Linked DNA regions of Homo sapiens: region 1 is linked to region 2. A link is an interaction called in ENCODE POLR2A ChIA-PET data of the cell type or tissue named here. Cell type or tissue: A673. All regions are shown on one strand. Each heading gives the region's core, and the rest is flanking DNA. Links, peaks and the distances in the headings are about the cores only. Region 1 overlaps DLGAP1 (DLG associated protein 1). Region 2 overlaps DLGAP1 (DLG associated protein 1).

Region 1 (16,758 bases), core at 4,290-9,289, 110 kb after region 2:
GTTATTCCAATATCGTGTCTGTTGCTATGAAAATGAAGCCATCCAGACTAAGATTTCAAGTACGTAAACTGAACACGGTAGAAGCCAGCACACAGAATAATTCTAATTTTGAATGAGTATATGCCAAATAAGTCATTTAACCTTTGAGTCTCAGTTTCTTCTGTGAAATAAAAATACTGTGCTAGACGTTTTCCAGGCTGTTTTTAACATATAAAAGTTAGGTGAGAAGAGATAGAAACCAACAAACAATGAACCAAACACAGACATCAAAGGGGGAAAAAAATGCCATTCAGGGAAGTGAATCACAGAACTTTGGATTCAGGAACTAGAGGTCCCTGGAAAAGCCATTAAATATGTTTCTGGAGATTTTCCCCCTAAGTTTTCTCTGAAAGAATGGTTTCTACCTGTGTTATGGGTTGTTCCAGGGACTGGCATTCTGAGCAAAGACTACCCTTCCTGGGGATCGTGGGCAGGAAGAGAAAGTGGAAGGAGGGCAACCAAGAAGTTGAATGTGACGATAGACCATAGATCTTAGTGATGAGGTCTTGAACTAGGGTGGCTGGAGGCAGAGACTGGAAAGAAGGGGGCAGATGGAAGAAATATTGTGAAGCTGAAGTTGGAAGAAAGACAAAGCTCATGAAAGATGTTGCAAGCACTAGAGATGCGTAGCTTAGGAACCTGTACACAGGGCAGCCTACCAGCACGGATCTACACAGGCTTCTCAAGAGATACACACAGTCTATCGGAAAAGTGACAGAAAAAAGAATTTGGATGCTTTGTGACATGCACAGTCCAATGAGAATTTTGTCAAAATAACATTAATACCATGTCAAGAAGACGCCTGGATATAGGTAAGTTGATCAACAAGAAAGATTGGTCAAATGGCTTTGACCTTTTTCTGGCGCTTAGTTTCATAGGCATTTTGGGTAATTTTAATCTCCTTTGTAGGCACTTGAGAAACACTTGAAATTCACACACTTCGAATCCTTACCTTTGTTTGAAGGTACCTATGGGCAAATTTGTAACCCTTAGCAGGCAAGGGAACTTGATACCATCTACTGACATTTCAAAATTTTCAAGTGCAAGGGTAGCAGTCCTTTAGTTCACTAAAAATGCAGAATGCATCACAAACAAAGCGTATAGATTCCTGGTGAGTTTAACTGGGAGATAAAACTGAAAGTTAGGTTGAGGCTAGTGAATGACTTTACATTTTGGATTTATTGGATTGGTAAGAGGGAGCTACGGATGATTTTTGCCCAAGGAGGTCCCAGAGCCATAGTACTACTTTAACAAGCTAATATGGCAGTGGTGGAAAAATCCAGTGGTCAAGGTAGAATTCTTGAGTCATGCTATAAACAGGAACTGCCTGAAATGTGCTAGGTATTAAGGTGATAAGTTGTAATAGCTACAAGTGATTGCATGTTATCACAAGCCAGGCACTGTGCTAAGTAAAGTGCTTCATCTATGTTATTTCACTTAATCTTGATAGCAGTTCTACAATATTATCACTAGCATTTTATGAAAAAGTAAATGGAAGCTCAGTAAATGTGGTCCAAGGCCACACAGCAGCTAGTAAGTGACAAAGCCATGGCTGAACTTCAAATCTGTGCTCTCAGCCTGTAAGCTAAGAAAGGGACAAAGATAAGAAAGAGTGAACACATAGCACTGTGAAACAGAGGCGCAGTTAGATACAACTGCCTGGGAGACTACAGTCATCTCCCAGATGGATTTTCTGCAGGATGTTATAGACCTGAGAAATGAAATCTTCCTTTCCACATCAAACACCTTGAATGTAAAAAAGCATTTTAAAAATTCACTGGGCCCGGACACAGTGGCTCATGCCTGTAATCCTAGCACTTTGGGAGGCCGAGGCGGGCAGATCACTTGAGGTCAGGAGTTCGAGACCAGCCTGGCCAACACGGTGAAACCCCGTCTCTACTAAAAATACAAAAATTAGCCAGGCGTGGTGGTGCATGCCTGTAGTCCTAGCTACTCAGGAGGCTGAGGCACGAGAATCGCTTGAACCTGGGAAGCAGAGGTTGCAGTGAGCCGGGGGTTGCAGAGATTGCGGCACTATACTTCTGCCTTCAGCGACTGAGGGAGACTCTGTCCAAAAAAAAAAAAAAAAAAAAAGCACTGGGTATTTTCCTGATCTGTTTTCGTGATGTGTTATATACCAGGTTACCATTAGACTTACTAAAATTATAGTGGAGCATCTTCAGGTTTCCTACCTCCCCTCTGCTGCCACCGGGCATGTTCAGTTTATGCCCCACTTTTTTTCCAGAGTATATTCAGTACGTCTATCTTCACATTTCTCACCCCTTAATTTTTCCCCAATAGCTAGGAGGTAAATATGTTTGCATTGCATCTCATTGCATTGCATTGCCTTGCACTTGGCGTTCAGTTAGGGCGAAACTCTCTCTCTCCCACTCCGCTCCACCCAAGGATACACTTCAAGGTACCCAGGAAGCAATGTCTACTAATGTAAAAGGTCTTGTTGACCTGACAGCGATCAATACGCACATCTTATTTCCAGAAAGAATTACTTCTTGTTAATTGCTTCCCATTTTCAATAGTTTCACTAAACATTGAGAGCTAAAGTCTGATTCATGTTAGGAATTTTATGAGTTTTTATGTTTCTCTGGCAAAACTGAAATGTTCAATGCTGGTAACTGCTAGAAAGGATTATTAGGTAACTTTTGCCTTTTCAACAACAGCTCTCGCCATCAAAAATCCAACTTGTATGTTTATAAAACTGCAGTTCTGCTACATTTATAATCACAACATGGCCAAAGGGATTATTTATTTTTCCAACATAGTAATGTAACTTGGAATGATTCTATAGCTCAATAGAAGTAGACAGCATGAGCCTGGGAAGCATTCTTTTATAAATCACAAATGCAAGGAAAGAAAATTAAACCAGGAACTCTAACCTGGGTTTTTGTTCTAGCTTGGTCATTTTCTACCTGGGCAATCTTGGGCAAGGCGATTCAATATTCTGAACCCCATTTTCTGCAATTATAAAATGAGAAGACAACTTTAAAGTCCTGTAAGAGTTTATTTATTTGAGAAAAAAAATAAATGGGTATGTGTGCAAAGTTGTTTCCCAGAGCATGATGGTAAAATCACCACCAGAGAAACTTAAATAGTGCCTGCAGTATCTACACTAGTTAGAAAGCATGGTGTGGTGGAAAGAACATGGAATGTAGACTCAGAAGACAGGTTTGAAGTCTGGCTCTATCCAATTCTATATATAAGAACTAGAGAATGTATTAACTGGATGAGTTTCTAGTAAAAAAAATAAAAAATGCAGGAGGTTAAATGGAGACCATAGCTAGACAATCAAAAGATATTTGTCAAAGCACATTGCAAACTGGAAAGTCATGTGTAAATGTCAGAATAAATTAGATAAACTCAGGTAAGCCATTTTTAGGGTCAGAAGAGAACATAAGCACAGAAGCACATGTTGTAAGGATTTAAATAGGTCATAGAGCCAACTATTTCCTCATCTAGTTTCTGAGCTCTGCTATGGAGGTAAGCAAGCTCAGTATCAAAACAGTTAATTTGCAACAAGTAATTGGAATTAACTGTGCTAATATCAGCTTTAAACTTGATGAACGTCAGGTGGCTGTGAGACCCAGCAGGAGACGACCAGCACACAGTTAGATATGAGGTTCTGGAGTTCAGGAAGAGTGCTCTATTGAGAGATCTAGATTTGGAAAATTATAGCATGAGAGCAGGACAGTTGCCGCCTCAGACCTGAGGGGATGCCAACATTTAAAGCAAGAGGCAGAAGGGCTCCTGCAGGAGACAGGGAATTGGGAAGGCAGCAGGTTAAAATGAGGCAAGTGGTCATCAGTAGCAAATGCCACAAATAGGAAATGTGAGATCAAGACCAAAAAAGAACATTTAATTTGACAATTGGGAGATTGCTGAGTTCCTTTATCTGAGCAGTTTTGCTGCAGTTAAGGGTCCAAAAAAGCTTCGTTTTAGTTAAATAAATAATAAATTAAAAGAAAATAAGTGAGGAAAAACAGGTTTGACAATTATTTTTAGGATCTTGACAATGAATGAAAAGGAGAGGTGCCCGGCATTAAGCCAGGCACTAGGGATATGAAGTCTTTACCCCTGGAGAAGAATTCCTCAGTAATAGCATTGTCATTTGTGCGTGTTTAAGATGAAATGCTCATGTATTACTCTCTAGGGATAAAGGAAAAATAAAGCTACAATCTTTGGATTCCATTCCCCATTGTTAACGGTTTTTCTTTTGTGTCATGCACAAAATAATCTACAACTTGTTTTCTTCACTTAATACTACATGATCTTGGACATATTGCAAATCATCAAAAAGAGGTTCAAAATAATTCCTTTTAATAGCTGCATATTATTTTACCTTCTGGCTTGATCAGGATTTATTTAACTGGCCCTTTATGGAGGAATGTTTTTTGTTTCTAGCTTTGTGCTATTTGAAGTCATCTCTCAGTTATTTTCATATATATCCATTTCCATGAAGTAAATTACTACAAATGGAGTTACTTCTGGGTAAAAGGATTTAGGTAGCTTCAGATTTAATAAATACTGTCAAATTTATTTTCAAAAAGCATGCACTAGGCCGAGTGTCGTGGTTCGTTCCTGTGATCCCAGCACTTTGGGAGGCTGAGCGGGGAGGATCTCTTGAGGTCAGGAGTCTGAGACCAGCCCAGCCAACATGGTAAAAACCTCATCTCTACCAAAAATATAAAAATTAGCTGGGCGTGGTGGCGCACGCCTGTGGTCCCAGCTACTCGGGAGGCTGAAGTGAGAGGATCACTTGAACCCAGGAGGCGGAGGTTGCAGTGAGCCAAGACTGTACCACTGCATTCCAGCCTGGGCGACAGAGAGAGAACCTGTCTCAAAAAAAAAAAAAAAAAAAAAAGCACTAATTTTGCTCCCACTAACAGTGTTCATACTGTTCATTGAATAGTGTTCATTGGAGAAGAACAGGGTCTTCTCCAGTCTTACCAGTCCTGGGTATAATAAACTCTTAAATATCTTTTGGATGAAATCAGTATCTTATTTGATTTTTAAAAAATGATGTCTTGTTTTAATTTTCACATTATTATAAATAAGACTGAACAACTTTTCACATGTTTATTTGCCGTTTTTGTATTTCTTCTGTAAACTTTTTGTTTATAACTTCTGCTCTTTTTCATTAAATTAAAATTTTTATTTGTAAAAATTCATTGGCTTTATGGGAAATTATTGCTTTGTCAGTCAAGTTTTACAGATATTTTTCCAGTTTAATGTCTTTTTTAACTTGTTTGTTGTTTTTATGTAGCCAAATTTATAAATATTTTACTTCAAAATCTGGTTTACATCGTGTTTATAAAAGTTTTCCCAACTTTGAGTTTAAAAAAACATCACTTTAGTTTCCATTTTTTAAATTCCAAAGATGATTCCTTAATCTTTGGTGATACCAATTTCTATCGTGTGTCACTCTTGCTATCTGGAAGTATAACCAAAGTCCCTTACATTCCTCTGTACTAAAACAGTAATCCTGTTGTTTTGGTATTAACACATTTTTGAATAAATTTTTATCATATTGCTGATTCACTTTTAGAAAGGAGAATCATAAAATTACATCAAAGTCGTGGCATCTAAGTTAGAGACAAAACCAGTATCTTAAAGGAGATGGTGCTGGTGTTGAGTCACTATCTAATGACGACTCACCAAGCAATCCTGCTTACTGTTCAGCTCAAATGCACTGGAGAAAACATGATTCTCTAACCACATTTGAGAGTTCAGCCACATGTAGAGACATGGAACCTTCACATCTTTCCTCTATCTGTTGTTTAAAAGTGTCAGTGATGTCACAGAAATAACTATTTCATGGAGTGTCACTATTACAGAAATAGTGAGCCTGGCAGAGGCTAGAAAGCAACCGACTCTCTCACGTCATATTAGCTACATCGCCATAGAATCACTGCTGCCCCAGTGGAAAGAAGTGAAAAGCCCATTTATCATCTTGCATATACCCTCCTCAATCAGTTGCCTGGAAAACCATGGGGAAATATAAAAAGCTTTTGGTTGAACAGTTCAGAAAACAAAACCAGTTCCACTACACTCTCCCAGGTGTGGTGCCCTAGGTCCACACCCTCCACTTCCTCCCCCACTGCCACCCTATTCTCTCATGAAGCTCCCTAGATTTTCTGTTTATGTTTTCCTTCTCTTTCAAGATGCCAACATTTTCTCCACAAAGCAGTTTACTAAGTCAATGCCATTAGCATACACAAATCTCAAGTTTTGGGGGAAAAAGAAACCCTACAAAAAACCCTTGGAGGTGAACTTGTTCATTTCCTCCCCTGAAAGTGTGAATTTTTTCAGCCGTATCCCCATAAGGTGCTACCCAGCCCTTTTCCCCACATTGATGGTGATGACACATACTTGACCTTCTGATGCAGCCAAATCTGTTTCCAGGCAGTACTAATTATAATATAGTTACTTTTTCCAAGGAACTGAAATTGGAATCTTGCAATTTCTACTCTTTAGTTTTACTTCTGCCAGTGGGTGTCAAAGGTATTGTGTTTTGGGTTTTTGTTTGTTTGTTTTGCCCACCTTTTGCTTGTACTTTATGGTGACATCTAACATCTGTTCTTGAGTTGTAGATGGAAGTTCAAAATACATCATCCATGAGTAAAGTGACCCAGTAGCATTACTTTATAAAAGTCAGTTTTTGTTGCATTTTTTTTTGGAGACAGAGTCTTGCTCCATTGCCCGGGCTGGAGTGCAGTGGCGTGATCTTGGCTTACCGCAACCTCCGCCGCCTGAGTTCAAGCGATTCTCCTGCCTCAGCCTCCTGAGTAGCTAGGACTACAGGCGTGCCACACCACGCCTAGCTAATTTTTGTATTTTTAGTAGAGATGGGGTTTCACCATGTTGGCCGGGCTGGTCTCAAACTCCTGACATCAGGTGAGCCGCCCACCTCAGCCTCCCAAAGTGCTGGGATTATAGGTGTGAGCCACTGCGCCCAGCAGCTGCATTTTTATCTAATAACAGATTTGTGGGATTTTTTTTTTTTTTTAATTTCAAGATCCCAAAGAACATGTCATCTGCAAATAGGACAGTTGTATTTTGCATTACCCTCTACCATGGCCCCTGATAGTAGTCTACCCATGCTAAGAAGTTCCTACTTACCTCCACTTAGACTACTGATTTTTAACCCTCCCCAGTCACCTTCAGGCTCAGCCTTGGGGTGCCCTGGCCCTTCCTGTTATCACTCTGGTGTGCTCTGGGATTGTCATAACCTCATATTTTCAGGAAAATGAAAATGTGTATAAAAAAATTAGGAAAATAACCTCCTTTGATATGAAAGTTTATCCAGAAAATCACACAGGTCAATAGAGCTAATATGTTTAAAGACCTTCATACTTCCGGGCACACAGATCTCAGTAAGACATAGTCTGTTTTCAAAGCCACAGGTGCAGAGAAGAAAAAAAACCCAATAAAGCTCAAGTTGTTCTCATTCATTAACTACATTCAGGAAAGAACTCAAAACAACCCAAATAATTTAAGTAACTTTTGAACAGTGTTTGACTATCCTCAGGCTAATGGCCAAAGAAAGCCAGAAAGAAGAGAAAAACCAAACTGAAACCCAAGCCAAACAAAACACAAAAATCCCATTTTATCACACTGAGTTTTAGGAAATAGGTTTGTTTTCCTGTTGAGGTATGGGACAGCAATTCGGAATCATACTTATCACACTGAGTTTTAGGAAATAGGTTTGTTTTCCTGTTGAGGTATGGGACAGCAATTCGGAAACATACTTTCAGTGCATTCTAGGATTGCCTATGTGTTAAAGGAGGCTATGTTTCTCATTGCCAGAGAAGGACATGCTGGAGTGAACAGTGTGGTGTCAGATTGAAATTAGAGGTCATTGTATAAGCCAGGTCTTCCCAACTACTTCAGCATTATTGACATTTGGGTCAGAAAATTCTCAGTTGTGGAGGCTGTCCTGTGTCTTGTAGGATATTTAGCAGTATCCCTGGTTTTTATCTTTTATGCACAAGATGTGAGCAGCAGTCCCCTTCCCAGCTGTGACAGCCAAAAACATCTCCAGATAGTGCCAAATGTCCCTGGGGGCAAAACTGCCCCCTGTGGAGACTCACTAGTGTAAGCAAATGACATATATATATATATATATATACACACACACACACACACACACACATGCATGTATGTATATATGTGCCTATGTATGTAGTATTTATATGTATATAAATATATATGCCATTTGACCATATGCACATATATACATACATGCAGACACATCTCTCTCTATACATATGTGTGTATATATATATACACATATATAGATAGATACATGCAGACACATCTCCAGATAGATATCTACATAGAGCTCTCTATATATCTATAGGTATAAATATATATATACGGAGAGAGAGATGTGTCTGCATGTATGTATATACGTACATATTCACATATTTCCTAGATCTGTCTCTTGAGACTTGGCAGCAATGACATGTTAGTAGCAATGAGCACCTATAGCACCCAGGAGTTGAGTTGTAACACCATTCTTGACTAAAAAGAGCCTGGGCATTTTGGAAAAATGGTTTCTTCCAGGGCTGGGGCTGGGGCAACATGAGGTGAGCCTGTAACATGTTATGTCAGAAAGTAAGAAAAGCTCAAAAAATGATGGGGACATATCAAAATGACATAGGAGTTTGCTTGAAGGTGCTCCCTGTCACCAAATCTGGGGCAGCAAATTAAAAAAATTTAAGCAGTACAATGAATAATAATTTAATAAAATAAGATTACACAGCCCATACTAAATAAATAAATGAGAGAAAAAGAGAGCTCTTCCTTACTCAATGAATGGATCTCAACAAATGAATGTAGAATAGTAATGATTCCATCATTAGAAGATCACACAGGCTGGTAGTAATTGATTCAGGCAACAGTAATTCAATGGATGCTAAAACTAGTGGGTGAAAGTGGGTGAGTAACAGTATATTTACATCTTACAACTTTTGGAAAGACATCAGCTTGACTGAGGAACATGTGATTGTCATCTCGCCTAAGTGCTTTTACTGAAAGATCGAGAGAAAGACGTCTAAATTATGATACAGTCCAGAGTCAAATGAGCAAGTATAATTATTTTTATCAGCATCAATGCTTGGCAAAATAAATACTTGTTAAAAGAATGAATAATATATTCCTGTTAAATATAATATATGGCTGTTGTGTCAATATCAAAATCATAAAGGTGCCATCATGACATATGAGCAGAGTAACTGGCTGCAATTTTCTTAGGCTAAATAAATTTTTATCGTATCAGCAGAGAAGTTTTGAATGTTAGGCCTTCAGCTATACATATAATTTAGAGTTTTGATGCTGAAAACAGAAACCTATATCTGCTAGTAGAGTAAAGAAGTCATGTTTGAATTATTCCTTTATATTCATAGAGTCTTTAAACATGAAGTCTCACTATGGTAAACTGATGGAAATACCAACATGTGAATTTATTATTAAGGAGTAAAAGTTGTACATTTTACATTATGTCATTAAGCAGCATGAATTTTTTCCCAATATAATCCATAGGTTCCCAAGGAGCATGAATGTTTTTTAAAAATGTCGAGTGATTTAGATTTCTGTTGGCTTGTACATCAATAGTTCCTCCCTATTGCAACAGTTTTTACAAAGCTGAGATGATCTGATATGCATACCAGTCATGTTAACCAAAAGACCTTGAAGACTTACCTGCTGGGGAATTTTTGCCCCCTAAATGGCTCACCCCACCATTTGTGGTTTCTCTATGCTTTATGTAATTTAGTAGCTCACATTCCTCCGCTCGCCATCCACACACACTGCTATTTCTTTTCTCTGCTTCTTATGGTATTCTGTCTGCACTTGTATCTATCTGCATTTGTATCCAGAGCAGCATCTAATGCTCAAGACATTTGTTGAACTCATCTGACTACAACAACACACTTGTAGTTTTTCATATTTAACCTGCTAGGTATCTGGTTTATGGAACAAAACCCATTGGCTCTTGAGTTGTTGCCATGTTGATGCTCTCAAGTCTTTTCCTGGAAGAGCATTTGAACATAGAGACATATTTCTCACCTCAGTAATTATGCTGAAAGTTCATTATGTGCCTTCAAAATATTTCTAAAGATGCAAGAAAGGGGATTGGAATTAAGTGGTTTAATTTATTGATGGTTTTTAGCACAAGTGAAGAGAGAAGAAAATATACTAATAATTTAATAGTGATGATGATAATAAGAATAGCTCCGTCATATAGAGACCTTATTATGTGCCAGGCATGGTTCCAAGTGCTTCAAATACATTAGTCCATTTAATCTTGACAACACCTTAAAGTAGGTTCAATCACCCCCCAATTTATAGAGGCAGAAATTGAGCCACAGAGAAGTAAAGTAACTTATTCAAAGTAAGAAAGCTGGTAAGTCATGGAACCTGGGCTAAACACAGGTGGTCTGGCCCCAGAGTACAGATCCTCATCCACTATGCCGAATTCATATGCCTTACGATTTCTATGCAAAATTTTCCTTTGTCGCTGATATGGTTTGGCTCTGTGTCCCTTCCCAAATCTCATGTTGAACTGTGATCTCGAGCGTTAGAGGTAGGACCTGGTGGGAGGTGATTGGCTTATCGAGGTGGTTTCTAATGTTTTAGCACCATCCCCACCAGTGCTGTCTCGTGATTGAGTTCTCACGAGATCTGATTGTTTCAAAGGAACCCTTTGCTCTGTCTTCCTCCTGCTCTGGCCATGTGAAGACATACCTGCTTCCCCTCCGCCTTCTACTATCATTGTAAGTTTCCTGAGGTCTCCCAGCCATGGAGAACTGTGAGCCAGCTAAACCTCTTTTTCTTTATAAATTACACAGTCTCAGGTAGGTCTTTATATCAATGTGAGAATAGACTAATACAGTCACCTTTTTCTGTAATTTCATTTTTAGATAGAAGAAACTTAAGAGTAAAGTAAGGTTGTTTGCCTAATCTAATCACACTCTAAGCCAAGAGCTCACGGTCTAAAGCTATCAAGGTGTAGCACATTATCCCCATAAATTTGCAAATGAATTTGAAAGGAAATGAATTGACAAAGCAGATTCCACAATTCTGACCACTCCAGAAACAGAGTTAGGTCACTGTCTCTGTAGCAAAGAGAGAAGCCCCACCATGGGTTTTGGTTCAAAAGTCAAAGCTATCTTTGTGATTTTCTAAGTGCAAACACAGATGCCAATACTTGGAAGTGCTCTTCTAAACCACCTTTTGTCTGATTATAACCTTCAGCAGGCAACAGGAAGCCTTACTATGCGTTACTCTGGGGCCATTGTGCAGAGTTTGTGGGTGTGTGTACAGAAAGGGCTCTATAGATTTCTCTCTGGGGGCAGATGAAGCCCATAAACATGTTCTATTCCTATGATATGTGCATTTTAGCAGGAGAAACAGTAATACAACCAAATTTATTTCTCCCAGCTGAACTTTAAATTCTATGCTGTGGATTTTGGTCATCTACCCATGAGCAAAACTGCTGTTCGTCTAAATTTTTTCTCAAAAAATAGTGTGAGGAACATTCTGTAGATAAATATTTGTACATGCTCTATTTCTTTTATTAGGATGAATTCCCTAGAAATGGAATGACTGCACCAAAGTCTATACAAACATTTCTGAAGCTTGCAGTCTTGTACCATGAACTGCCAGATCACTCTGCAGATACATGGTGCTAGTTTGCAAAGCTTACAGTGTCACCAGGCAGTGTATAAGTAAGTGTCTGCTGGGCTAATAACACCAGGTATTATCTTAAACAGAACAAAAAGCAAACTTTGCCAATTCAATGTGTGGGGAAATGGTGTTTTATTATTTTAATGCATACTTTTTTATTTCTAATGAGGATAATATTTTATGTGCTGTGTGGGCCATAGGAAGTTCTTTTGTGAACTGTCTGCTGTGAACACATTCTTTTCCTATTTTTCTATTGACTTATATGAAACTCAGTTTTCATGAAAACAACCCTAAGTACAAGTTGCTGAGTAGTTGCCATGGGTGTGGTACTGTGCTATGCTCACTGCTATCTTCTTCGTGGCAAATATTTTCCCAGGTGGTTTGTGTTTTAAAATACCCTCTTGTGAAATCATCACTCCTATTTCTTGAGGGAGTTTTTGGAGCAGTCTGTTTTAGAAGTCTACATTAGTTCATTTTTAGCATTTAACATCTTGAGTGGGGGCCTGTGTAGGCTGCCCCTGAGATTGTGCGGATCTGAGCGTGTCCTGCAATAGGAAGGGTGCCGGGTCCCAGCCTGAAGGTACATGTACTCAGTCGCTACCCTGGACGCCACGGCCTGTGACTGTGCTGGGGACCTCAGAATTAGGTTCCAGGTGCTCCATGGGCATTGCTCTGTGCCTGCTCTTCTACGGATCCCAAAGGGACAGAACCTTGAGGGCCGACATGCTGAGGGACACTGATGCCACTTTCCAGTGACACTAAAATATGGGATCACAGTGGTCCAGAGAGCTCTTGGACACTTACCCAAGAACCTCTTGAAAACTGCACAGGATTATGATTGAGGAAAAACAGCAACGACCCACTAGCCCTCAAAATATCGTGAGGCAGAGACATTTCTCTTGTGGTTTTGGAAACTGTCTACCCTGTTGCCATGGTTACGCAAAAGCTGGTTTAAAATGGCTCCTATGTTGGCATCTGGGCTGGGGCCTAACTACCCGTCTCCACCATTTTCTCTACTGCCTACCCCTTCCTCTCCTCCAGGAAGACGGTAAGCTCCCGGCATGGCTTCTGGGTGTAGTCACTGTGCCAAGCTTAAGGCTGGGCCAGTCCCACGAACTGCTCCTGCCTCCACCGGCTCACTCTACCAAGTCTGGACTTGCCACATATATGCTGCTGCCTGGGCTCCCTTCAGCTTCTCGCCGGCATCTCACTGGCTGTCATTGCCTTTCCTTGCTTGGAGAGGTAAGACTTGAGCTTTGGCTTGGGAATTGGGGTTGAAATAGGCAAAAGCAGTCTTTCCATCTGCTTTGGCTCTGGCCCATTAGGCTGGTGGAAGCTGGGGAAGGAGCTCTTCACTCAGTTCTGCCCTGTTCACCGGGTCTGTGCCTGGGGATGAGGAATCACCTGCTTCCTCTCTGGGACTGCAGCAGAAGGGCAGGGGGTGGAAAATGGTCAGATGGTGGTTTTTAAATCTGGATATGCTTTGGCATGGATTAGGGCATTTGTTAAATCTAGATTCCTGGGCCCTGTTTCCCTTTGTCTCAATAGGATAAGGTAGGACATGAGAGTCTACATTTGTAATTAATTAATTCATTAATTATGCACAAGGTAATTCAAATGCAGCTCGTCTGGCCTTTGGAAAGCAGTGAATTTGGAGTAGGTCAAGTAGGTCACTTGTCCTGGCCAAAAGCATCTAAGGACATATTGCTTTCAACATCCTCCTTCTTGTAAACCTGAATGGCCCTTTAGCGCCACCTTTGCACAGAGAATTTTTTTTAAATGTAAGGTAATTGTAGTAATGATTAATACCAGTTAAAGAAGATTACTTTTTGCAAGTGTGGCCTATAAATATAGCACCCAGTAAGGAATTTGGGAGTTCACATTTGACTTCCAAAACCACCTTGGCCTTGATGGTGACTCATCTCCTCATCCAGAGATTGCAAGGTTGATGGATCTACAGTGCTCCAGCTTTCACATCCTCTGCTGTGCACCCTTGGTTTCTCACTCTCTTGTTCCTGCTTTCTTACCTGCACATCTCCCATAATGAGGGCTGCTGTGGCAGACACCAGACACCGACAGGCCTGGTCTCAGAAGTAGAAAGGTTGCGTGAGGGTGTCTAAAATATACTTAAGCATCCTAATAAGGCTGCTTCTAAAGTCGCCCACATGGTTAAATCCAAAGCATGTCAATATCCATTTGGGAAGGGCCCTTTTTAAAGGGCCCCTGGGCAGATGAAGGTTGTCCTGGCAGCTTGAGGTTGGTAGGTGAGTACACACATATAGCCCAGGCCAAAGAATTCATGACATCCCACCTCCCACAGATTGCAGGAGTCAAAAAGTTCCCTTGAGCAATTTTTCCCTCTAGACAGCCGGCCAATAACATCAACAAAAAGTGCCTCATGTGCATCTTCTAAGCTCAGTGGCAGATGGGAACAACCCCCACAAGGACTGTGCCAGAATGAAGCTGTGATTTCAGCCTCTAAGATGGAACATTGCAGAAATACCCTTGCGGGGGAGCCTAGGCCCTGCCCACCAGCAGAAGCCAAATCTACCTCCTGTGCTTCCCACGTGGCCAAAGGGGGTGTGGCTGACAATGGGGAGAAAGTATGAAATGTGACAAGGGCAGCAAGGACAGGGCTACATTTGGAGGAGTCCGGCCTGGTCTCTGTCAATCTATCTCATAGATAAAAAACATGAACAGGATCAGTGCAAAAACAATCACTTTCCCAGCCCTAAATACTCATTCCATGTCCATTTGACCACTTGGTGCTAGGCACTAACTGGCCAGAAACATAAAACACTTACTTAAATCAATTGGTGCACAAGTCATTAGAAAAAAAATTCAAGAAAGAAAAAGAATCAGATTCAGCTTAGATAATATGCTCCTAGATGCAGCATGGAAGCCAGGTAGGAAAAGCTGGGCCATGCCTGATTCCTACTGAAGGACCACCCAAAGGATAGACTGGGGACTGGACTCGGGGAGGTGACAGAAGTTAGGGGTTCAGCTTGCTGTCCAAACGAGTTCCCCACTTAGAGCAACATGAAAATCTCTACAGATTCCATGGGGAAACTTTTGACCTTGGGAGTTGCAGTTGGTTCAAGATAGTGGATCACTGGGTGATGCATTGCACTTGGGAATTCATGCATTTAATCAACTAATATTCTATAGACTTAGGACTTCTAACTTCAGAGGCTGTGCTCTTCCTGAGTCACCATCTTGGCCCTGTTACTAGGAGATAAAGCTAAAATAAGAGGGGAATTCAGATGGCTTCTGCCTTTCTGTAGCTTATAGTGCGGTGGGAAAATGGATGTGAATAAAATGATCAGCAAATACATGCAGTGGGCTGAGAATTGATCATCACGGTTCAGGTTGCAGAAATGGAATGTTCTCTATTTTCTCATATGTGAACTCCATTTGTTCTCAAGACCCCATTTCTGCTAAGGGGTTCAAAGGGTCTTTTTCATAACCTCTTTGGTAATTTCACAGCCAATTTAGAAATCAAGTTTGATGGATTCAAAGCTTATTGATTAATGAAAGGACTCTTGTCTCTTCTTGGGAGGTTTCCCCTCCATTCTTCCTCTCTAGGTTTGCATCTGAGAGCAGAAAAATAACACAGCAGCTTTCTGGCTGTCTATTGTTCCTTTCCTGAAAGCCTAGCCCTCCTGGTGGTTGGCCACTGGCCTTAATCACCCTTGCATCCAGTCCCACCTTGGGGAGAAACTAAAGACATGGTGTGAATGCCCCCTTTCTCATACTCCGTTAGATTTTGTATCTGTCTGTGGTTCAGACAGAATGCAGGGATAGAGGAAGAGGTTGGCTAAAAGGAGAGAGTCTGATACAATGTTTTCCAGTAGCCATAAAAAAGTTGGTAGATTAGTCAAAATGATAGTGTTTAAAGAGACCCTATCTTCCTCCACAGTATCCCCAGTCTCCTATAGTCATACTGTCAAAGGGCATCAATGAGGTGCCGAGTCTGGGGTCACTCGAGGTCATTGGAGGCCATTAAACATTAAATGATGGATTTGAGCCTCTGCCACACTCAGTAGGCAGCAGCCATGCAAGGAGGGCAGTCTCTCTGGGTAAATCTTCTAGGTAAGAGTAATTTTATTTAGTGAATTTGCCTAATCACTAAAAAATGGAACAGTATTTACTAAAAGGATGTAGTGACAAAGTACAGCCTTTTCCCTTAAAGCCTTCTTCATTCATTTTAATTAGTGACCACAGCCACGACACTGTAAAAGTAGATTGCAGTGATGTGAATTTCCCTAAAGGTTCTAGTTCTGAAAAGAATGCTTTCAAGGCCTGTACATGTTAGACAAGCCAGGCAGCTCCCTGGAAAGGAGAAACTCTCCAGAGGAGACTTGCAAAGATGAGTTAATTCAAACTCATAATCATCGACCGATTCATTCCTCCACTCACTCAACAAATGTTTAAATATCTAGGGGCATCTGCTATATGTTGGTATAGATGGATTGATGCAGGGATGTATGGAGAGAGAGAGGGAGGCAGGGAGATAAGAAGAGTGGCAGACAGAGAGAGAGAGAGAGAATAATACGTATTATAGGGAAGGGGTATTCTATGCCTTCAAAACACTTACAGACCTTTTGGTGACATAAGAGTATACATATACACACAGTAAAACAATATTTTCAGAATTAAGAGTAATGGCAGACAGCAGTATCAAAGATCACACACGCTGTCTATGTCATGATTTAGAACCAAACAGAGGCCAAGGGAATGGAAATGACTGACCAACGAGGCATAGCCAGGGCTGGTCCTGGGTAGGCCGTGAAGGGGAGATAATATGTGTATAGACACAAAGACAGAAAGTGTTCATGGAGCAGTGACTACACAAGTCTGGCTGGAGTGAGAGGGGTCTTTTCAAAAGAAGCACGAGGCAGTGTGATGAAGGATCAAAAGCACAGGTTTTAGGACAAAGCAGTTCTGAATTCAAACCCCTGTTCCATTTCTCAGTGCTGTGTAGCCTGGAGCAGTGACTTAGCCTTGTTGTGCCTC
Region 2 (16,758 bases), core at 4,205-9,204:
CTGCGTAGCGCTATTCTTTGTTTACAAACAGCACAAATACAGTTAAGGACTACAGTCATATGCTGCACAACGACATTTCAGTTAATGATGCATATAATATGGTTGTCCCATAAGATTATAATACTGTGTTTTTACTGTATTTTTCTATGTTTGGATATATTTACATAAACAAATACTTACCATTGTGTGAGAGTCGCCCACAGCATTCAGTACAGTAATTTGCTGTATAGGTTTGCAACTTAGGAGCAATAGGCCACTCCATATAGCCTAAGTGTGTAATAGGCTAGACCATCTAAGTTTTTGTAAGTGTACTCTATGATGTGTGCACAGTGAAATCGCTTAATGATGCATTTCTCAGAATGTAGCTCCGTCCTTAAATGATGTATGACTATATTTATATTTGCAAAACAAAACCTTTTTAAGGCCTTCAATTGTAATACATATCGAGTGCCCAAATTTAAAAATGTATGTCAAGAACCTTCACATATCCAATTTTAAAGCACGGTCACACTCTATAAGCTTCTCTAAGACAATCTCTTCTATTATGTTACTCAATTATCTGAAAAATTCAAGAGTCTTAAGAAAAAGTTCTTGTGTGTACTTCGTGCCTGAGCAAACGTTCAAGAATTGGGATACATGTATATTCTCATTGACCAGAAATTTCAATCCTTTTCAGAAGCCATTCTGGATTCTTTTAAATCCAGAATGGCTTCTGAAAAGATGGGATTTCTTCTGCTTCTTAGAGATGAGGGGTTCAGCTTATGATCAATGCAGAACACATCTGTTGCCTCTCTCTACAAAGGGACTGGGGTACGGACGTCAGATCTAAAGTCACAATCAATGTACTGCACTGCTCCACCTGTAGGATGTTTCTGCCCCACTTACTCTAGGAGACACACCATCTGAGCCTCGGTGATAATACAAGCACCTGGACTATCGCAAGTGCAGGGTTAGGACTACTCACTTGAGTGTGGTGAGTTCTGTAAGGGATGGCTGAGTAGCCTTGAGATAGCTTTCTCTCCGCGCAGCAACTTTTGGAGAAGGCTTAGGACTCGTGTCTGAGTCTCCACTGTCTTCATCCCCCATGGCCTTGATATAACTGCCACTCCGCATTCTTCGGCATGGAATTTCATCATCTTTACCTCGTGGGGTGTACCCTGTCCATTCATCTTGTGGAACCTATTCAGATAGAAAACAGATAAATCACTTTTTATAAAAGCCTACCTTTTTCTTTTCTTTTTCTTTTTTTTTAGATTTAACATTTCTATTTTTTTTTTTTTTTTTTGAGATGGGGTCTTGCTTTGTCGCCCAGACTGGAGTGCAGTGGTGCAATCTTGGCTCACTGCAAGCTCTGCTTCCTGGGTTCATGCCGTTCTCCTGCCTCAGCCTCCTGAGTAGCTGGGACTACAGGCACCTGCCACCACGCCTGGCTAATTATTTGTATTTTCAGTAGAGACGGGGTTTCACCGTGTTAGCCAGGATGGTCTTAATCTCCTGACCTCGTGATCTGCCCGCCTCGGCCTCCCAAAGTGCTGGGATTACAGGCTAACATTTCTAATTTTTATGAGTACGTAGTAAGTGTATATATTTATAGAGTACATGAGCTATTTTGATACAAGCATACGATGTGTAATAATCACATCAGGGTAAATGGGGTATCCATCACCTCAAGCATTTGTCATTTCTTTGTGTTACAAACATTCCAATTATCGTCTTAGTTATTTAAAAATGTATAAATAAGACCAAGTATTTTCTTTTTTTGGTATGGTGCTGGATATTGGTAATATAATTATCTGAAACTTTAGACATTAACCTTTCAATAACAATATTTTATTGTAATAGGCTCATAAATATTTTGAATATGTACAAATCCACGTCTCTCAGTCTTTAACATGACTCATGTAGTAGGAAAAATTAAAACCATTGGCTTTGAATCATTTGTACATCTCAGTTTTCTCATGCTGATAATAGTTGAGTCAGGCATAAGAATGCCATTTGAAAGGAGAGCAATTTTATTTGAGCTTTTCAGTGATTTGTTTTCAATTGCCATTTAAGATTCGGGAATGTTTACTGATTGATCTATGCCTTCCTTGAACCTTTCGACTTTACCATCTCATATCCAGTCTGTCTTCTTCCTAAACCAGTGGTCTCTACCAGCTGCATTTACTCCCCAGTCACTTATTCTTTCTGAATCTTTCTTAATTTGGATTCAGCTTCCTTAGATCTGCTTAAAGCACTCTCTAAAGGTTTCCAATGATCTCCTAATGGAAGATAATGGCATTTTCTTGCTTTTATTTTTTCTTGGCCTCTGCACACCCGTGCACACACATACACACAAATAACACCTCTTTGCAAGTTTCTCCCCTTTTGGCCTTCTGATTGCTTGACTTACCTGGTGTAGCTACTACTTGTCTGAATTGTTCCTTTCCTTTTGCTTTGCTGGATCCTACTCTAAGTCCCTAACTGTGGATACCACAACAAAATCATATTGTCAGTGCACTGCTCTTCTTTTTTCTTTCCACAGTCATTTTTTCTGAGTTCAGCAGAGCACTGCACTACGTTTTAGAAGCCATCTTCATGACTTTCTCTTCAGTTCCTCTTAGATTTTCCACTTCAACATGAACTCAACCTAGATCTCATTCCTTCTTCATTTTTCATGACGTGAAAAAAAATGCATAATAACCACTCTTTTTATTCATTAAGAAGTAACATAGCAAACATACTATAGTGGACAGAGCACTGCACAAGGCTTAAGTAAAAGAGACCAAAAAACGGGGAGGCTGGTTCTTGCCCTCAACATATTTATAACAGAGACGAGAAGAGAAACGAGAGTTAGCAGTAATGGTGATGGGAAAGGAGGATCCAGGAAAGGCTCCCTGGAATTGGCCAGGTTTGCAATGAGAAAATAAAAAGGCTTTTAATATTTTGATGTTAACTATTTACTGCTTATCCATTAAAATAACATGGTACTTCATTATTAACATTTAACTGTGCTAAAAAAAAATTGCCTATAAGATCTCATTTCATCAATACAACAACCTGTGCATATTTTTCTGTTTTTCTCAGGTGAGAAGCAGGAGGTCAGAGAAGGTGAGTAACTTGCCAAAGGACACACAGCTAAAACGGCAGCACTAGGGTTCGAGGTGTTTAACTCCTAAGATCAAAATTATATTAATCAAAATTTTATGATTTATGTCACTTTGAAACCTAAAGTGTTAAGAAAATTGTCCACAATAGCACACACACATATCAGACACAGATTTCTAAATATTATAGGTTCTAAGGAAGTGAGAATAGATGTTCTACTAAAAGAGCATAATTCTTTCCTTTTTAATTGTTAATTCACCTGTATAACTGGAAAGTTTAGATCTAAGAACTTCAGATTGAAGAGATGCTACTATTCATGGTCTTGAAAACAGTGGTTTGTAGGTTCTAATTCTGAAAAGTACTAACCAAGATGAAGCATCACCCTGCAGCATGTTCATTTTATTTAATAAATTCTTATATTGTGCTCCTGTGTGCAGGCACTGTTCTAAGTGCTTTTTAAATGTCAGCTCATTTGATCCACACAGCGGAGGGGTGGTATTATTATTATTCCCATTTTACAAATGAGGACACTAAAGTTATGTAGCTCACTCAGAGTTACAGCTAAGAAGGGGCTGAGTTTCAATGAGGCAGTTCCTAGGGCCATATCTTGACCACTGTTTAATGCTCCTTGTCTTTCTAGGCTGTGCTTTGTGGCACCTGCAGAACTGAGCAATTATAGTCCCGGACACCTTTGTGCTCATCACATTTGATACACTTGTCATTTATTAATTATGCTAGTAACAATGTAATGTTTTTACTTTTGTAGGTAAAAGCATCAAAATCACCACAGCAACAAAGATTTCTCAGGAAATTATAAATGCTGAGAACAGTCTTGTTTTCCTTGCATTGGCAGGTGACTCACTGCATAGATATGATCATCTTCAGAGCCTCATTATAGGTTTAGCAATTACATTTTAAAAATTAACTTGGTACAGCTGAGGGTCATAGATGACGCACACCACACTTGCTATTTCTCAATCCTGATGTGAAGTTCATAAGCATTGCTCTCTGGAGTATGTCAGAGACTAATGACAAACTGATTAGCTCATATGGCTTATGCAACAAAACATGGCAAATTTTGTTCAGATATTTTTTTCAAAGTTAGTTTATGGTAGAAATTTGGGCTCATACTAGAAACAGTCTGTAACTGTTGTTTAGGGAACCAGCTGAGAAGTATTTAACCTGTGTATCTTTCAATTAATCTTACTTTTCAAATGATAGCAGCTAAGAAGTTATGTGGAAGTGACTTCCATTGGAGTGGAATTTGAATAGTAATACATTATTTATATACCTAAAGGTAGCATACAACAAGATTACACATAAAATAATACAGTAATCCGTTCTAGGGAAAGTGTAAAGACAGAAAATCGAGACCTTGGAGAAGAAAAACACAACTGCTGAACTGTAAGGGCCATTAACATCGATATAATCGAGTCAGTTTTTAGTTTTTGTTTCTTAAACCCTAAAGCAAAAGGGAGACATTGCTTAGGTAGATAGTTTTAGAAGAAAGCATATAAAGTGATAAGCATACCAGGCCCAAAGAGTGAAATGTTACTGCCTTTTGATTGTAAAGAAAGGGAGAATTACATGGCTGCAGCTGCTATTGTGAGCTGGGCAGAGGTTGCTGTGTCTTTCCATTTCAGCTGCACAGAGAGAAAAGATTTAGGAAAATCCAAAGAAAAAGATAACCTTGCAGCTGTCTCTGAAAAGCCTGCGTTATTACTGTGGTGGCAGTTTCAGGAGCTGGAAGTCTTGGTAGAAGGAAAGCTGGAGCAGAGACAAAGAGTGCAGGTCCTCATTGATTTCAGGCTGGTGGGATGCCCTGCTTGTGTGCACCAGCTTAGGAGGGGGTTGGACTCAACAAACATAAACAAATAATAATAAAAGCAAACTAATACAGGTTAGATTTTATAGTAGTTATGGATGAGAAAAAAGGATTAATTGCTTTTTAATTATTATGTTTAAGCATTAGCACTCCAACAGAGATCTTAATTTTTGATGAAACAAAATGAGGATTAGTGTGCATTGTCTATTTCAGTGGTAGCCCGTCTATAACTGAAACCATATGTTATCATTCAGAAAACTGGAAGACCTGCCCTTGACTAAGAAATGGCCATAATCAAGTGCTAACATCCTCTAATTACAGGATAGGGATGTAGGGATGGTTTTTTTTTTTTTTTTTTTTTTTTTTTTTTTGAGACAGGGTCTTGCTCTGTTGCCTGAGCTGGAGTGCAGTGGCGTGATCTTAGCTCACTGCAACCTCCACCTCCCAGGTTCAAGCGATTCTCTTGCCTCAGCTTCTTGAGTAGCTAGAATTATAGGCCTGTGCCACCATGCCCAGCTACTTTTTGTATTGCTAGTAGAGACAGGATTTTGCCATGTTGGCCAGGCTGCTCTTGAACATATTGAAAGAACTATTTCAATACCTTTTTTTTTTTGAGGTGGTGTCTCGCTCTGTCACCAAGACTGGAGTGCAGTGGCACGATCTTAGCTCACTGCAACCCCTGCCTCCTGGGTTCAAGAGATTCTCCTGCCTCCCTAGTAGATGGGACTACAGATGCCCGCCACCATGCCTGGCTAATTTTTGTATTTTTAGTAGGATTGGGGTTTTGCCATGTTGGCCAGGCTGGTCTCAAACTCCTGACCTCATGATCTGCCTGCCTCGGCCTCCCAAAGTGCTGGGATTACAGGGGTGAGCCACCGTGCCCAGCCAGGATGAGAATGCTTTCTGAATTGAAATGATGTCACTGCACTGAAGGATGGGCTCTGCTGGAAGTGGAGTATCTTTTGGTGCTGACATTTCCCCCCACTTTAGGTTTTCCTAAACTCAGTTGAAAGAGGAACACACGGCCGGACGCGGTGGCTCATGCCTGTAATTCCAGCACTTTGGGAGGCCGAGACGGGCAGATCATGAGGCAAGGAGTTCAAGTCCAGCCTGGCCAACATATAAAACCCCGTCTCTACTAAAAATACAAAAAATTAGCCAGGCGTGATGGTGGGTGCCTGTAATCCCAGCTATTCAGGAGGCTGAAGCAGGAGAATCGCTTGAACCTGGGAGGCGGAGGTTGCAGTGAGCTGAGATCGTGCCACTGCGCATTTTACTGAATCTAAGATACTAATGCAATTGTCCCAACATTTTTTGTGTCACTAAGAAAGAAATAAACATCATCAATAAATTCTGACACTCCATAGAATATATAATTTATCCCAATATCCAAAATGCTAAAACGTGTAAACTATGGCTCTTAGAATCAATTAAAAACCTTTTAAAAATATGTATGAGAAGAAAAACAAGAAATGAATTTATTCTGGGATAGTAATTGTTGAACTTAATGTTCATATTTAGTAATGACCAAATTAATATAAGCAATTACATTTATCATGTCATGAGTTTGGAAAAAAACATAAGTTCACATAATGTCTTATGATCCTTACAACTATCATGAAGGATATGAAGAGTAAATATTATAACCTCAGTTTGTCAAATAGAGAAACTGAGGTCAGGAGAGATTAGTAACTAGTGTAGGGTGACACTGCCCAAGCTGAGGTCTGCCATTCACAGTTCAGGAATCTCCCCCGCCCCCTTCTAGCATATTCATATATGTCTTTTGACATGTCTTTTGGGTAACAATTGTTATTTTTTGATAAACTACAAAGCACATATTTTAGATAAGAAAATAATATCATAGTGTTTTAAGGTCTGTTTGAAGGAAAAAATTAATAAACAAATAGTGGGTTACAACCCTTTGAAAGAAAAGTTACAAGAACTACTCTATCAGATGTAGGAACGCTTAGTTTTAAAAGTCTCTCCCCAAGGGCATCTAGCTTGAGTGCCCCACTTTGGCTGGGCTGCAGTTATCAAAGTGTAGCTAAATAGATTACAGTCTGTGCCAATGATGGTCTGTGAGACGATGATTGAGAGATGAAGCCATGTGCACGTGACTCTTTGAGAGCGGATTATCTCAGGATGGGAAGTTGCATGGTGAGGTGTGGAGTAATGAGAATGCGTGAGATTTTGGGAAATCTGAGAGCCACAAAAGGAATGAAGACACTTAGAAAGCCGGGACAGCTGAAATGAAGCATATGTCCTGAAAATATACAAGGGCAGGCCTGTGCGATTCTGTGAGCTATTCTGGGTTGCAGAGATTTGGGAGGAAAACTGATGAACCCAAGGCTGTGAGTACATAAAGCAAAGTTCTATTTCATCAGGAACCAAAGAACTGGGAGGAAGGAACCTAGGCATTTGGTTGATTTGGTGAAAACAAAGGCAGTAGAGCAAGGAAAAGTAGCAATTGAATGGTGGGCATGAGGGATAGGCTTCTATTTGCACAGTTACCCCTCAGCAGCTGTTGATTCCTTCCCAAGCACAAGGTATTTCAATGACAGCAGCCAGGTAAATAAGGGTGCTTGGCAGTGACTTAGGGATCAACCTGTTTGACTTTCCTGTGCTTGAAAAGGAATGGTAAATAGGAGGAGAAAAATGTACATTATGAAAGGAGAGTTGGGCATCTGACATTCATGAAAAAATCTGACAATTATGGAATAATCTCAATGAGCTAGGGGCAGTGCCTATGTTACTTTATGTTAATCTTTGCAGCAGTTGTATAGAATAGGCATTACTATTTCCATCTTACTGCTTCAAAATTGAGATTCAAAAAGGAGAGTTAGGCATCTGACATTCATGAAAAAATCTGACAATTATGGAATAATCTCAATGAGCTAGGGGCAGTGCCTATGTTACTTTATTTTAATCTTTGCAACAGTTGTATGAAATAGGCATTACTATTTCCATCTTACTGCTTCAAAATTGAGATTCAAAAAGGTAAAATGCAATGGCTCATGCCTGTAATCCTAGCACTTTGGGAGGCCAAGGCAGGAGGATCACTTGATTCCAGGAGTTTGAGACCGGCCTAGGCAACATAGCAAGACCCCATCTCTACAAAATAATTTTTTAAATGTAGCTGGTGTGGTGGTGGTATGTGCCTATAGTCCTAGCTATTTGGGAGGCTGAGACAAGAGGATTGCTTGAGCCCAAGAGTTTGAGGCTGCAGTGAGCTATGATGGTGCCACCACTCTCCAGCTGGCCGACAGAGTGAGACTCTGTGTCAAAAAAAAAAAAAAAAAAAAAAAAAGATGAAACGACTTGCCCAAGGTCATAATAATTGGTAGAAATGTGCATTTGTCTGACATCAAAGCTTTTAATAATATTACCTTGCCTCTGATGAATCCGTGATGATTAAGTGAATGAACCAATAAACTAAAAAAAAGAAGAAGAGAATGGGGTGCACGCTCCCACTCAACAGTCGTGGTTTTTAAAATAAAATGTAACCATTCAAATAAGCATAAACGTTCTCGTGTCACTAATTTTCTAGCACTGCTAAAAGAGGGTTCAAAATAATAAACACTTAATTCTGAAGTGAAAGAGTGTTGTTGTTTCCTGGTCTGGGGCTGCCTTACCAAGTATTGTTTGCAGCTGCTGTTTAAACAAGCATGAACAGTTTGGAGGAGGGAGTGGGTGATTAGAAAACTTGCAGGACAGCCACACCTTTAAGGGTGGCTTGGGAGCCTTGAAGCATCCCAACAGCGTTTTAGCATTTGTAAGAAGGCTCCACCCTGGACTTTAGGTTCCTGCCTACAACTTTTTAGAGAAATGGCTGTAATGTGTTGGCCTTCTAAGCACTTTTAGTGGGCTCTCAGATTCCCTACTCACTCGATTTCTTTGCATCTTCTTTGCAGCTGGGAGAACTGCTTTTCTGCTCCACACAGCTTTCACCTTGACAAATGCGACTTGGCTTAAATGTCCCTTTAGCCTTTTTAGCTTGCTCTTCTCATAGCAAAAACAGAAAAAAAAAAAAAAAAGAGCAAGAATAGGAAAATTACAATTATGCAATGTGCAGATCCCTAGGCATGATTGTTGCTTCCCAATCAGGAGAAGATTTCCCTGGCAACCGCCCTTTCTTACTCCCCTGGAAGCCCGAAATTGGTGGAAAACTTAATTTGTTTTAGATTGCTTAAAATTACCTTTTAAGGATAAGAGTAAATACCTACCTCTTTAAATAGAATTTATACCCTTTGTCACAGCTCTTCCAAATAACATTTTTAAATGATCTTGAAAGAATAGAACATTGTAAACAGTGATACATACGGTAATTTGCTTACCATGACCCTGTAGAATTATTCTTACCCACAAACATTTACAGTATCTGCAGGGTACCCAGCACCATAGCAGGGGCTGGGTAAATACACCAAAAGCATTTTATAAAACACAGTCTCTGGTGTTAAAGGAGTTTATAAGTTTTGAGTGGATCTGGTGAATCTGGAGGGTGGAGGAAGGAAACGAGTAAAGAGCAGCTTTAAGTAAGTCAAGCTGAGTCGAGTATTAAATCTCAGTACCTCTGAATTTCCTACTGGGTTTGAAGCTTGTTCCCATAAATCCCCTTTCCTGGTGATGAAACTGTTCCTTAAAAATTGAACATATGTGTGTGAAGTGCAAATGCCACTGATAAATAGCCCTGCAGGGGAATGGCAGAGGGCCTAGGTCTGCAGTCCCCAAGGGATTGGGGAGCCATGGGCCTTTGGGGACTAGTAGAAAATGTTACTGAGGTGCTGGATGACATCAAAAGGGGCACTAACTGTGGATAAGACACTCTCGTGATATCACATCAAGAAATAATAACTAAGATGCTGGGTGTGGTAGAATGCACCTGTAGTCCCAGCTACTTGGGAGGCTGAGGTGAGAGGATCACTTGAATCCAGGAGTTCAAGACCAGCCTGGGCAACACAGTGAGACAAGATATTAAGATTCTAGTATGATGTAGGGACAGGAAGGGAAATGAATTTTATTAATTATTCACCCACTATTTTGACGGTAGTGAATACGTATAGGTTTAGCTATCCCAGTTCCACTTCTGGTTCTTGTAGCCAAGCCTCCTGATTTTGCTTTGGGAAAAGCTTTCTCCTCAATTCGAGGTCCATGTATTTCAGGAGTAGCCCAAGAGTTGGGGTAGGACAATCAGCAAATCACACTTCCTGGCTTCATTGCTTGGCTCAGGGCAGAGGTGAATGATCTAAGCTTACTCAGTCAGCAAGCATCTCTGGACCTGTGCATGAAATGCCAGGACAAAGATACCTCCTCTCTCACTGAATATATTAATAGGGATGCATGTGACCTTAGGACTTGTCGGTAGCCATTTTATAACATCTAATACACAAACATAATTTCACGTAATACAAAAACCTTATGTTATCTTAATGCCATTGCAATGATGAAAAAATTGAGACTTAGTGGTATTAAATAACTTAGACCAAATGTTACAGCTTGTCAGAATTGAAAGACAGGTTTGTCTTACTCAAATTTCTACACTCTTCTTCACACCAGGCTGCTGTCTATAAGAGTTTCAAAACTTTGTTATAGTAATTTTCTATTAAACCTAAAATTCAAGTGTTAAGTTGCTGAGAGATACAATCCCATAGCATTTTGGAACTTGTAACAAGTACTGAGTGTTAGATGCTTGGCCCAGCACTTTGGGAGGCCGAGGCGGGCAGATCACCTGAGGTCAGGAGTTTGAGACCAGCCTGGCCAACATGGTAAAACCCTGTCTATACTAAAAATAGAAAAATTAGCCAGGCTTGGTGGCTGGCACCTGTAATCCCAGCTACTCAGGAGGCTGAGGCAGGAGAATTGCTTGAACCTGGGAGGTGGAGGTTGCAATGAGCCAAGATGGTACCATTACATTCCAGCCTGGGTGACAGAGTGAGACTCCCTCTCAAAAAAAAAAAAAAAAAAAAAAAAAAAAATAGAGGTCTAGGTCTATGGTAAATATATTTTTTCCACTGACTATATAGGAGATAAGCTAACTTAGAGCCCCTTTTTAGTTTTTAAGATAACTTCATTTTCTGGTGTATTGGAGGCATATCTGTTGGCTTGGAATTGTTAGTTGAGCCATCATAGCTTTCCATTATTGTTATAGTTACTAGTGTGCTGGTGTCTATCCACCATATCCTATGATGTTTGTGGCTATAATTCCTAGTTGCAAACATTGAATTCCCTGAGGCAAACTAGAATTTTGTGTCTGGTGTTCAGAAGCAGAGATGTGGGTAGAAGATTAGTGACCTTCCTCTTGCTGCCAATAGAAGCCCACATGTGGAAACATCATTCATCAACACTAATCCTTGGTGTTGTCTAAAATCACATAAACCTCTCAGCACATCTGTCTGTTGCTATACACACCCAACTACTTGTCAAACTTGTATATTAATTTTTTCCTTAGGACACAAAATCTGATAATGTTATTATTAACAAATAGTATAGCTAGAGTCTATAAAATATCAAGTCAATCATCTCAAGTATTAATACTTAATTTTAAAATTAAAAATTTTAAAAAAGGTTTCGGCAAATATTTTCCTTTAGTCTATTATCAATTTTGAAATATTAAGTTTCTTAAATGAGGCTTACTTGTGAATCATTAACTTACATATTTGACATTTATAAACAAAGAAAAATCTCAATAGATTTAAGAAGAGACACAACTCAGAGCCTCCTGCTTCTCGTCATCATCATCTGATTCCCACTGCATCTTGGGGCTGTTTGGACTTTTTATTCCAAGCTACATTTATAACACCTGAAAGCATACGGCATTCAAACGGGCCAAAATAATCTTTCCTTCCTGAATCCCATCCATTCTAATGCAATGAAACCGTCAAACCACATGCATCTAGTTCTTGAGATCGGGAAAATAACTGAATAATATTTTGGTGTCCTCATGCACATGTGTGATTCAAAATTCCACTTTCATAATCATCATACAGGGAAGTTGCCTCTTGAGGGTGTGTACTTTAAGCTACGTTTCAATCTACTTTCCACAGGCAGCAAGATATCTATAATGAACAGAGGATGTCCCACAAACATGTGTACAGATGAGTATGATACACTCAATAGTTATCCAAATCAGTGCTTCCAGGCTAGCTCAAGGTCCATTGAAAGGAAATGTTCCAACTGGAGTATTCATTACAGGGTTCTCTTCTTTCACTTTAAACTGATTACTTTGTGGTTAAGCTGGAGTTAAAAGTTCCACTTCTTCTGTGACTTTATCAAAATGCTTTAGAAGTATTCATTCACTTGTTCAACACATATTTATTGAGTATATACAGTCATCCTATGGTATCTGTGGGGGACTGGTTCCAGGATACCAAAATCCGTGGATGCTTAACTTCCTGATATAAAATGGTGTAGTATTTGCATATAACCTATGCATTATCTTCCCATATACTTTAAATCATCTCTACATTCCTTGTAATACCAAATACAATGCCTGCACATCACTTCATTTGTGTGGATTCAACATAGTACTCAGGGTTCAGCAAATTCAAGTTTTGTTTTGTGCAATTTTGTGGATTTTTTTTCCAAATATTTTTGACCCATGGTTGGTTAAATCCACAGATGCAGAACTGATGGATACATAGAGAGGACTGTATCATGAAACAGGTGCTATTTTAGGTACTGGGGATACCGCAATTCACAGGCAGAGAAAAAAATCTCCGTTCCTCAAAGAACTAAAAATAGAACTACCATTTGACCCAGCAATCATAGTACTGAGTATATATAGGAAAATAAAGCACTCTACCAAAAATACACCTGCACTCACATGTTGATCACAGCCCTATTAAACTATACTAAAGTCATGGAATCAACCTAGGTGCTCATCAATCGTAGGTTGGATAAAGAAAATGTGGTACATATACACTATGGAATACTATGCAGCCATAAAAAAAGAACAAAATCATGTCCTTTGCAGCAACACAAATGCAGCTGGAAGCCATTATCCTAAATGAATTCATGCAGAAACGGAAAACCAAATACTGCCTGTTCTCACTTGTAAGTGGGAGCTAAACGATGACTACACACAGACATAAAGATGGCAACAGTAGACACTGAGGACTCCAAAAGAGGGGATGGTGAAGGGCAAGGGTTGAAAAACTATCTACTGAGTACTATGTTCATTATTTGGATGATGAGTTCAATAGAAGCCCAAATCTCAGTGTTATGCAATCTATCCACGTAACAAGCCTGCACATGTATGCCCTGAATCTAAAGTTAAAAAATAAAGCTCTGCTGTCATGAGGAAGGGAAAGGACAGACACTAATAAAATGGGCAAAATGTATGTTAGGCAATGATACGTACTATGGAAAAATGAAAGCAGGAAAGGGGGAAGACTGTGTGGAGGAGAGGTGGGTGGTGGGATAGGCATGTTAATAGTGGCATCATCGCAGGCTACATTAAGAGACCTCTAGGTACCGACTGACTGGAGTCAGGGACTCTGCCCTGGGGTCTGGTGGCAGAGTGCTCAAGGCACAAAGAAGCACAGATGAGAAAGTCCTGAAGAAAGGGCAGGACTGCCATGCACACAGCGGGAGGCCAGGTGAGTGGAGTGGAGTGAGAGGTGGCAGAAGGTGAGGACAGTGATTTGGGGAGTGTGGGGGTCCATTTCAGGAGGCTTTACAGGCTGTGGTAAGGGCTGTGGCATGTACTTGGGGTGAGATGGGAGTAGAATGGAGGCTTTGATGAGATACAGACACATTCTAGTTCAAGAGAATCACGCAGGTTGCTAAGTTGAGAATGGCTCAAGGGCAACAAGAGTAGAATCAGAGACCCTTGGAGGCTCATGCAATAACCTAGATTGTAGCTAAAGGGGAGGAGCCAGGGCAGAGCAGCGGTGGAGGGAGAAGATAGGGCCAAGAGGTTTGCTAACGATGATCTGGATGTGTGGACTGAGAAACAGTAGTTAAGGGCGACTCCAAGGTTTTTGACCTGATCAGCTGGAAGGACTGAATTCCCATTAGCTGAGATGACAAGGCCTAAAGAAGGAGTAGACTCAGGATGGAAATTAGGAGTTCAGTTTGGGATGTAGGAAGTTTGAAATGCCCATGGGTCATCTAAGCAGAGATGTTGAATAGGGTAGCTTACTATCTAAGACTGGGGCTTCAGGGTGGCTGCAAACATCCCTGTGGGCATACACCTGGGACTTAGAGCTCTGAGAATGAAGGAGGTGACCTAAGGAGTGAGTGTTGGTAGAAGAGAGAAATGGTCCAAGAGCCATGTCCACTCAGCATTGCTCCACCCTTAGAAGTTTGGAGCTAAGAAACCACAAACTAGGCAGGCTTAAAACGATCAACAAAGGGTGTGTTGTCGGTCCTGGAAGCTGAGTGAAAAAAGTTTTTCAAAGAGAAAGGAGTAACGTACTGTCACATTGACTTCTTCCCGTGATCTTAATCCCATGGGACACTAAGTCAGCAACGTTAATTTTATCTCTTAGTCTCAGTTGCCATAGACAAAGGATTCTGCTGTTCATGAATAGCTTTATCTTCCCAGCAAGATGCAAACTTCTTGAGAGCAAGGCTTTTGTTTTCTTCTTTTTCTCTCTCTCTCTACAGCAGTGGCTTTTAAATAGCTTTTGGCTACATCTCACAGCAAGAAATACATCTTACTTTGGAAACCAGTATAAGCACGTATACAAGTGAAAGACAGAGAGAAATACTTAACCTTTTGGCATGCCACACACTGTCTTTATTTTCATTCTCTTCTGTTGTATTCTATTTAATTAAAAATAATGGTGTTTGTGACCCATTAAATTGATTTCACTACCACTAATTAGTTGCTACCATTGCTTAGAAAAGCACTACTGTTAGAGTGTCTGCCACAGTGCTCTGCCACATTCATTATTAATCAGAGAGACACTGTTATTCATCTTCATTCCTTCTCAAGTACCTTCTATAAAGCAAGTACTTAATAGATGCTTGCCAAATGAATAGTTTTGAGACCCTAAAGTAATACTTCTTGAATTGGGCTCCTTGGTCTTTAGTTACCTTTACTTTTACTGATTGTACTTCTGTACTGATTGTAGTCGTGTAGAAGAATATTTCTTAAAACCTCTGTGTCTTCAGAATAAACACAGACCTGCATGTCTTTTTAAAGAGGTCCCTGTGTAGCCAAGAGTCAGACAAAACACCAGCCAGGGTTGGAGATGACAGCCCAGATGAAGTGAGTCCATCATCTGGGTTATCACATGTGCAAAGTTAGGGCAAGAATCCTGAAGTTTGAATGCTTTTTCATGTTCTTGTACATCAGCCTCTGGGGGCCAGGGGCAGTGGTGTTCAAAACATTTTTAAAAACAAGACAGGCCAGGCACAGTGGCTCACGCCTGTAATCCCAACACGTTGGGAGGCTGAGGCGGGAGGCTTGCTTGAGCCCAGGTGTTTGAGATCAGCCTGGGCAACAGAGCAAGACCTCATTTCAACAAACTATTTAAATATTAGTTGGGTGTGGAGGCATGTGCCTGTAGTCCTAGCTACTTGGGAGGCTGAGGTGAGAGGATCTCCTGAGCCTAGGAGCTGAAGGCTCCAGTGAGTTGTGATCAGGCCACTGCACTCCAGCCTGGGTGACAGAGCAAGACTCTATCTCAAAAAAAAAAAAAAAAAAAAAAAAGGACAAAAAGACAAAACAAAACCTTTAAAAAAAAAACTTTCAAGAACAATCCCATCTTTTTATTATAATTTACATAGTATTCAATGTCAATATGAAATATTGATTATTTAAAAATGGGAGTAGAAATCTTTCATTAAATATCTATGACCCAAAGTCGATGGAGCTGGGAAAATCATTAGTACTAACAATGTCTTAGAATTTTGAAATGCCCAACTACAGAAATGATATATAATTTAACCCAGACATTTCATTTAAAGAATCTTTAAAATAAGAGCCAGGTACATGGTAAAGTCCTCAATAAATGTTAGCTAATGTTTAAATCCTTCTCTATAGAGAATGCTTATAAAAGTGGCACTGAAGAAAATAAAATATTTTTCCACCATGTAATTCTTACTTAGGTAGTTTTTCACTTATAAGGAAGGAGGATGGTGCAATGAATACAGTACATCAGGTCAACCTGAGTTCAAATCTGACTCTACTTAGACCAGACATGTGATTTTGGCCTAATTACCTGAACATCTTTTAACTTCAGGTTTTCAAACATAAAGTGAGGACAGCAATACCTACTTCAGAGACTGACTATAAAGATAGAGATGATATAAAGTAACATATGACATGCTAACTCATTCAAAGTGTATTTGTAGGTTGCTTTTTCATATAGTAATCATGTTTAAATAACGGTTAAGTTCCCACATGGTGCAAACCCTTAAAGCTTGTTTCATTCATGATAGAGCTGACCCTTAATGGATTGTGCAATAGATCCAAGACTCTCTGAGCTTGGGGGTGGGAGGGGGTGGAGGGTGGGGAAGGTTAGTACACTTGGGGGAATCTCTAGAGGCCTGTGTATAGGGGACTGTGGATCAGTCAGGGTTCTCAGAAGAGAACAGGAAAAAAAAAGATTTATTTTAGAGATGACTGTGGTGAGTAGCAAGTCTGAAATCCACAGGGTGGTCTGGCAGGCTGGAAACTCAGGCTGGAGTTGATTCTGCAGTCTTGAGACAGAATCTTGTCAATAAAACCTCAATTTTTGGTCATAAGGCCTTTCAACTGATTGGTTGAGGCCCATCCACATTATGGAGGGTAATCTTCTTTACATAAAGTCTACTGATTATAGATTTTAACCACGTGTATACAATTACTTTACTGCAACACCTAGATTAGGGTTTGATTGGGCACTGGGTACTCTAAA

What was found. ChIA-PET counts read pairs that join two places held together with the same protein. Peaks named below come from ENCODE experiments on the same cell type or tissue, not always from the same donor. Only the 100,000 strongest peaks of a DNase experiment are listed, where the experiment ranks them.
Region 1: POLR2A ChIA-PET joins it to region 2 with 9 read pairs; 3 of 35 experiments call an interaction of 5 or more read pairs at or near these places.

Annotation. Positions count from the first base shown.
Region 1 is chr18:3,918,241-3,934,998 of GRCh38, forward strand. The region is part of intron 3 of DLGAP1 (DLG associated protein 1); the gene reads right to left. Among named protein-coding and RNA genes, the nearest start is that of DLGAP1-AS4, 36 kb to the right of the region's middle. In A673, for the core only: no CTCF peak of the experiment used is centred there; no DNase peak of the experiment used is centred there.
Region 2 is chr18:3,813,095-3,829,852 of GRCh38, forward strand. DLGAP1 (DLG associated protein 1) reads right to left here. Exons shown (of 13, transcript NM_004746.4): 5 at 965-1,179. Among named protein-coding and RNA genes, the nearest start is that of DLGAP1-AS3, 57 kb to the right of the region's middle. RefSeq lists an enhancer at 8,488-8,989. In A673, for the core only: no CTCF peak of the experiment used is centred there; a DNase peak (open chromatin) is centred at 7,007; H3K27ac peaks cover 2,721 bases.